2 separate regions of the Homo sapiens genome follow, and region 1 is linked to region 2. Evidence: chromatin contacts called from ENCODE Hi-C or POLR2A ChIA-PET data. All regions are on one chromosome and are shown on one strand. The core of a region is the stretch at or near the end of the contact, and the rest is flanking DNA. Distances in the headings are between cores, read along the strand shown. Region 1 holds the start of EIF3D (eukaryotic translation initiation factor 3 subunit D). Region 2 holds the start of DEPDC5 (DEP domain containing 5, GATOR1 subcomplex subunit).

Evidence for each region. A loop is a pair of places that touch in the nucleus more often than their neighbours do. ChIA-PET counts read pairs that join two places held with the same protein, here RNA polymerase II (POLR2A). Pooled maps may share reads with other maps.
Region 1: a loop to region 2 is called in a map of CD4-positive, alpha-beta T cell, with 9 times the contacts of the local background. The contact joins the promoter of EIF3D here to the promoter of DEPDC5 in region 2. A Hi-C loop is called at or near these places in 2 of 168 maps with a recorded cell type or tissue (CD4-positive, alpha-beta T cell and naive thymus-derived CD4-positive, alpha-beta T cell) and 9 of 50 pooled maps. POLR2A ChIA-PET finds 5 or more read pairs at or near these places in 1 of 52 experiments (GM12878).

Annotation. Positions count from the first base shown.
Region 1 is chr22:36,527,839-36,530,538 of GRCh38, reverse strand. EIF3D (eukaryotic translation initiation factor 3 subunit D) reads left to right here and starts at 1,373. Exons shown (of 15, transcript NM_003753.4): 1 at 1,373-1,463. RefSeq lists enhancers at 1,103-1,502, 1,813-1,862.
Region 2 is chr22:31,752,434-31,755,283 of GRCh38, reverse strand. It overlaps DEPDC5 (DEP domain containing 5, GATOR1 subcomplex subunit), which reads right to left and starts at 1,265. Exons shown (of 43, transcript NM_001242896.3): 1 at 1,120-1,265; 2 at 305-422. The coding sequence starts at 362. RefSeq lists a silencer at 1,191-1,500.

The DNA of each region.
Region 1 (2,700 bases), core at 124-2,623, 4.8 Mb before region 2:
CGTCTCCACAGAAGTTTTTTTTTTTTTTTTTAATTAGCCAGGCAGCCGGACGCAGTGGCTCACGCCTGTAATCCTAGCACTTTGGGAGGCCGAGGTGGGTAGATCACCTGAGGTCAGGAGTTCGAGACCAGCCTGGTCAGCAAGGTGAAACCCCGTCTCTACTAAAAGGAAAATTAGCCGGGCATGTTGGTACACGCCTGCAATCCCAGCTACTCGGGAGACTGAAGCAGGAGAATCACCTGAACCTGGGATGCGGAGGTTGCAGTGAACTGAGATAGCGCCACTGCACTCCACTCCAGCCTGGAAGACAGAGCAAGACTCCGTCTAAAAAAAAAAATTAGCCAGGCATGGTGGCATGCACCTGTAGCCTCAGCTGCTCCGCACGCTGAGGCGAGAGGACCACTTTAGACCAGGAGTTAAAGACCAGCCCGGGCAACATAGTGAGACGCTGTCTCTACAAAATTTTTAAAAATCATTAGCTGGCCGGGTACGGTGACTCATGCCTGTAACCCTAGCCCCAGTGGGTGGACTGTTGAGCTCAGGAGTTTGAGACCAGCCTGAGCAACATAGCAAAACCCCATCTCTACCAAAAATACAAAAATTAGGCAGGCGTGGTTGTGCGTGCCTGTGTACACCAACGACTCGGGAGGCTGAACTGGGAGGATCGCTTGTACCTGAGAAGTCGAGGGTGCAATAAGCCGTGATCCTGCCACTACATTTCAGCCTGGGCGACAGAGCGAAACCCTGTCTCAAAAAATAAATAAAAATAAATAAAAACACTGTTCCAGAAATCCCTGTCCTACAATTAAGTTTGAGAACTGCGGAAGTATGGTTTGAACTCTGGCGGTTAGAACCCTAAACTAACAGTCTGATCTAGGCAGGTCACTTGGCACTTCTGAGCCTCAGTTTCCACAACTATAAAGGCGGAGGAGTAACAATAAGGACCGCCTAAGACACCGACGGACCTCCCCTGCGCTGAGTTTCACATTAAGCAGGCAGGTAGAACAGGCGGGGAGTCGCGGGTGACGGTGGGATACATGGGGGCTGAGGCGCGCCGCGAAGCATTGTGGGACACAGAAGGGCGCCAGTCGCTCCCCGCCTCGAGCTTCGATTGCGCGGCCGCCAAGTTTCAGTGATGAACGCCCTCTTTGGGCGTCCCCGGATACCGCCTGACGTAGTGCCAATCACACCTCTCGCGTCTCGGCGCCTCGGAGGCTAATGAGGACGCCTGGCGAAACGCAGTAACGGATTTCCGGGTGGACCTTCGCTTTACGGCTCGTGAGTTCTTCCGCCCAACCCAGAGGAAGCGGGAGAGCAGTTTACGACAGCGCCGGTCGTGTTTACGGCGGCGCCCGCTGCGCGCGCATGTTTCCTCTTTTCCTGGTTTCTCAAGAGTGCTGCTGCTAACGCGGTCCCCGGCACGCACCATCTGTTGCCATCCCGGCCGGCCGAGGCCATTGCAGGTGAGCGGCGTGTTTCATAGGTTCCTGCGGCCCTCCGGAGCCGGTTCGGACTAGGTCCAGCCTTCGGGGGGCCTCCCGGAAGAGACCTCTCTTAGTCCCTTCCTGCTGTTGCCGTCCCTCCGCTGGGCGGGGCAGGAATCCACTTTCGGGGGCCCCGCGTCCCGCACGCTACTGAACGCGGGACACGACCTTGTGGGTGAGGTCCTTGGCCCTCGGCCCTGCTCAGTGCCCATGAGCTGGGTGAATTTGATTGTCACTTAACTCACCTGGGTTAAGACGGAGGGGTAACAACAAAGTCTTTCTGAAGTGGCCGAAAACTCCCTGACTTTTTGAGTGAGGTCTTAGGGGTACCAGGCTGAGCGGTGTTTGGCCCCTGTTCTTAGGAATTCACAGTGCATAGGTTATCTTTCCTTTTTTGTGAAACTGGAGGCTAGGATAGAGAAGTAGATTTGATCTCTGATCTTAAATCTACCCCACCCCCTGTTCAGCGATGGACGGCTTATGATCTGTAGTGGCCTGCCAACCACAGAGCCCCTTCTGAGTGCCCTCTTGGAACCTCCCTATCCTGCCCCTGTGACTAGTACAGCTGTTACTTCGTTTTTGCTGAGCGGCTCAGTTTCTCCTCCTGGTTCCGCTCTGCTCTTAAAAAAAAAAACATTTATTAAAGCCAGGGTATCTCATCCCTGGCTTTCCAGGGAGGTGATGCAGGTCGAGCCTCGGGCCTCTTCCCTTCTTGAGCTTCTGACAGAACCCGATTTTTTAAAGTGTGTTTTGAGACTCGTTGTCTTGGTATTATGATGTACGGTCTCAAACCCCTGATCTTTGCGGGCTGCTGCCCAGCTGTAATATAATGGAAAGAAGGCTGGACTGACAGCAGGCAACCCTGGAAATCAAATCTGTTTTGAAATGATGAGGTCAGCTGCTTGAGTAGGCTGAGCTTCAAATTTTTGCCTCTAAAGTAGGGGTGGGGGGGTGGTCAATGGTGTTAAATTATCTGGTATAGGGCCTAACACGTAGGAGCTCAGCAATATTTATTTAATACAAATTGTTCTGAGACCACCACCCTTTTTCTTCTGTCCTCTTCCTATAGTTTCTATTAGAAAGATGAAACTTCTAGGTTCATCCTGTGTTGCTGTCACCCAAATGTCATCTCTGAAGGAAGCCTCAATCTCCCCAGCATGGGGCTTTGAGGAGAGTTTACTAAGTTCAGCATACCTGTTCTTTTGATTGCTCTCCA
Region 2 (2,850 bases), core at 16-2,515:
CCAAACCAGTGCAGGCTGGAATTTTATGGAACATACACGGAAGATTTGTAATTAATAATGCAATTCAACAAATGAAGGGTAGTAAACCGGCAGCATTCACAATGTTCCTTAAAAGTCTGAATGCAAATGCATTAGAAGGGTCCTGCCATCCTCCTATTGTTACTGTATGACAGTTGCTGCTTTAGTCTGTTTAGTCGCCTGTTTAGCCTCAATTGTCACACGAGTCAGTGTGTAATTTCTAGGTATTGCACACACCAGAACCTCAGCCAACTTACAAAACCTCTAAAGACCAATCGATACTGACCACTGCCCCCAAAGCCCTTCTTGTGGATGACGAGTTTGTAGACCTTTGTTGTTCTCATCTTGCACTGTTTTTCCCTTTAGCTGTTCCAAGCTTGGGGCAGAGAAGTCATCTTGCCTCCCTGCCACAGAAATACAAACGAAAAGGTTGGAATGTCAGATTTTTCCTTGCAACCACTCTTTGATTTTAGGCCAGTGAAGATACTGGTGTTCCTCTGCTGTGAAGTGGTGCCAAGTGACTCTCGGAAGAAGTCACTCCTCCAGTTACAAGGAGCGATGGAGAACAAATAGAACCACAGAATCCAGGAACTAAGGGGAATTCGGGCCAGGGGCTAGTCAAACCTAGGAGAAGATATTCTATCACACCCCCATAGGGGAAGCATTGCGCTGAATGGGTGCTCATCACCTTGTCTCCATCTACACCAATAACACCCAAATAGTAAAGAGATCTTAAAAGAGGTTAGCCCACTCATTTTGTAGATGATGAAAGTGTGACTCCGGGCAAGGGACTTGCTCAAGGTCACTCGAGACTTAAGAGACACTCCCACCATTCTCGTTTTGCTGCCAATGTCCTGAGCAAGGCAACCACAAAGAGGAGGAAGGCAGAAGTTCCTTCCCCAAACCTCGGTCTGTGCGAACTCTCAGCAGACCTTCCCTGACTCCGTTTCACAGCTGAGGCCGTTGAGGCTCAGAGAGGGAGAGAGACTTGTCCAAGGTCACACAGCGGAATGGGGATGGAGCCTGGAACTCGAACCTGGGCCAAGGTCCCCTATCTCAAGCCCCCCCAATCCCCAGTCCGGGGCGGGCAGCTCCACTCACCGAAGCTCTAGAGCCCCTTCCCGCCTCTGGCCGGGGCACTGAGGGCTGGACCCTCTCCAGGTTCCCTGCGCCTCCTCCAGATACCCCGCCTACGCCCGCGCGGCCCGCGCTGTTCCGCCCCTAAGCCTGAAGCGCCTACTAGGCCCGCCCCGACCGTGTAGCGCTCACCTGAGAACCCGCGCCGCTCCGGTGGCTCCGCCCCGGGGCCCCGCCTCCTTCCCGCCCTCGCGCCCCCGCGCCGCTCTCGCCGGGCCTCCGTCTCGTCTCGGTGGCCGCACCACTTCCTCATCCGGGGCTCGAGCCGGGGGCGGGGCGTCGTGTGCGGCCTCTTCCTTGGGCCACCTCCTGGCGTTTCCTGCCCTCGAGCACTAGAGCCTCCCGCCCCACGGAGGAAATCCATTTCCTCCTAGTCTATCCGAAGTAGATCCATGGCCACAGAGCTTCGTTTCCGACTCAGTGATCTCCCCACAGGGGAAACGAGATCCGTCAGAGCTCCGTTTTCTGTTATATGAACGAGGTTAATGACTCATGTGGCCTCATTGGGCAGCTAAGAGGCGCCAACGAGAGTTTCTGGGAGGACTTCTGTAAAATGCAAGGGGCTGAGCACGCGAGAGTTAGGGTGATGGCCTCTGCTGGGAAGTGTCCACTTACGGGGGGCTTTTCAAACCCTTGCAAACTCTAAACGACGTTCTGCGCCCCTCAGGTTATTAATAAGAATGGCTGCCGTGGCTTCATAGTCCTTATGTAATCATTGCATCCCTATTACCTGATGGATGCAGGAGGCAGATACTATCCTATTTCACAAACCAGGAAACAGCCTGAGGACACAAAACCCTTCAGAAGGAAGCAAGGACGAATCCTGACCCGTTCCCAGAACGGGGCCTTTAACCAACATCCTTTGGTCATACCCAGGGCACTGCCTAAACTCGCGTCTGTCAGGATATCTTTCTCTCCAAGCAGAAAACCAGAGAGCTGGGTGGGCTGGGTCAGGCTCTGGCCAAGGACTCCTGACAATTGCCAGCTCCGCCTGCTGCCACTGATACCCCCGCCCCCTAGTCCAGTCCACCGTTTCTGACCTGAGCGGCAGCAACTCGATAGGGACTCCCTGCTTCCCCTCTTGAAGCCAGAGAGACCTTATAACTAGAATCGGTGTCTTGGGTCACGCCTCTCCTCTGCTGCTTCTAATCACACTGACTGCTAAATCTAAACGACACAGCACTTGTCTTAAATTTCTTTATATCTTTAATACTAACAGTGCCCATTTCTTACGGATTTGGAAAACTTAAAAATGTTGAAAGAAAAAACATGTTACACTGTAGTGAAAGATTCTGCAGTGGACCAAGGGGACCCTGGGACAGGACAAGCAACGTTCTTAAGCATGGATGCCTTTATGTTGGGACTCAGGAGAAGTTAGGTAAATAATGCAAGTGTTAAGTAATTGCAATTTTTTTGTTTGTTTGTTTTTTTGTTTTTGTTTTGAGATGAGGTCACCCTCACCCAGGCTGGAGTGCAGTGGCATGATCCCGTCTCACTGCCATCTCTGCCTGCCTGGCTCATGCGATCCTCCCACCTCAGCCTCCTAGTAGCTGGGATTACAGGTGCATGCTCAGCTAATTTTTGTATTTTTTGTAGAGACGGGGTTTTGCCATGTGGCCCAGGCTGGTCTCAAACTCCAGAGCTCAAGTAATCCGTCCGCCTTGGCCTCCCAAAGTTCTGGGATTACAGGCACCA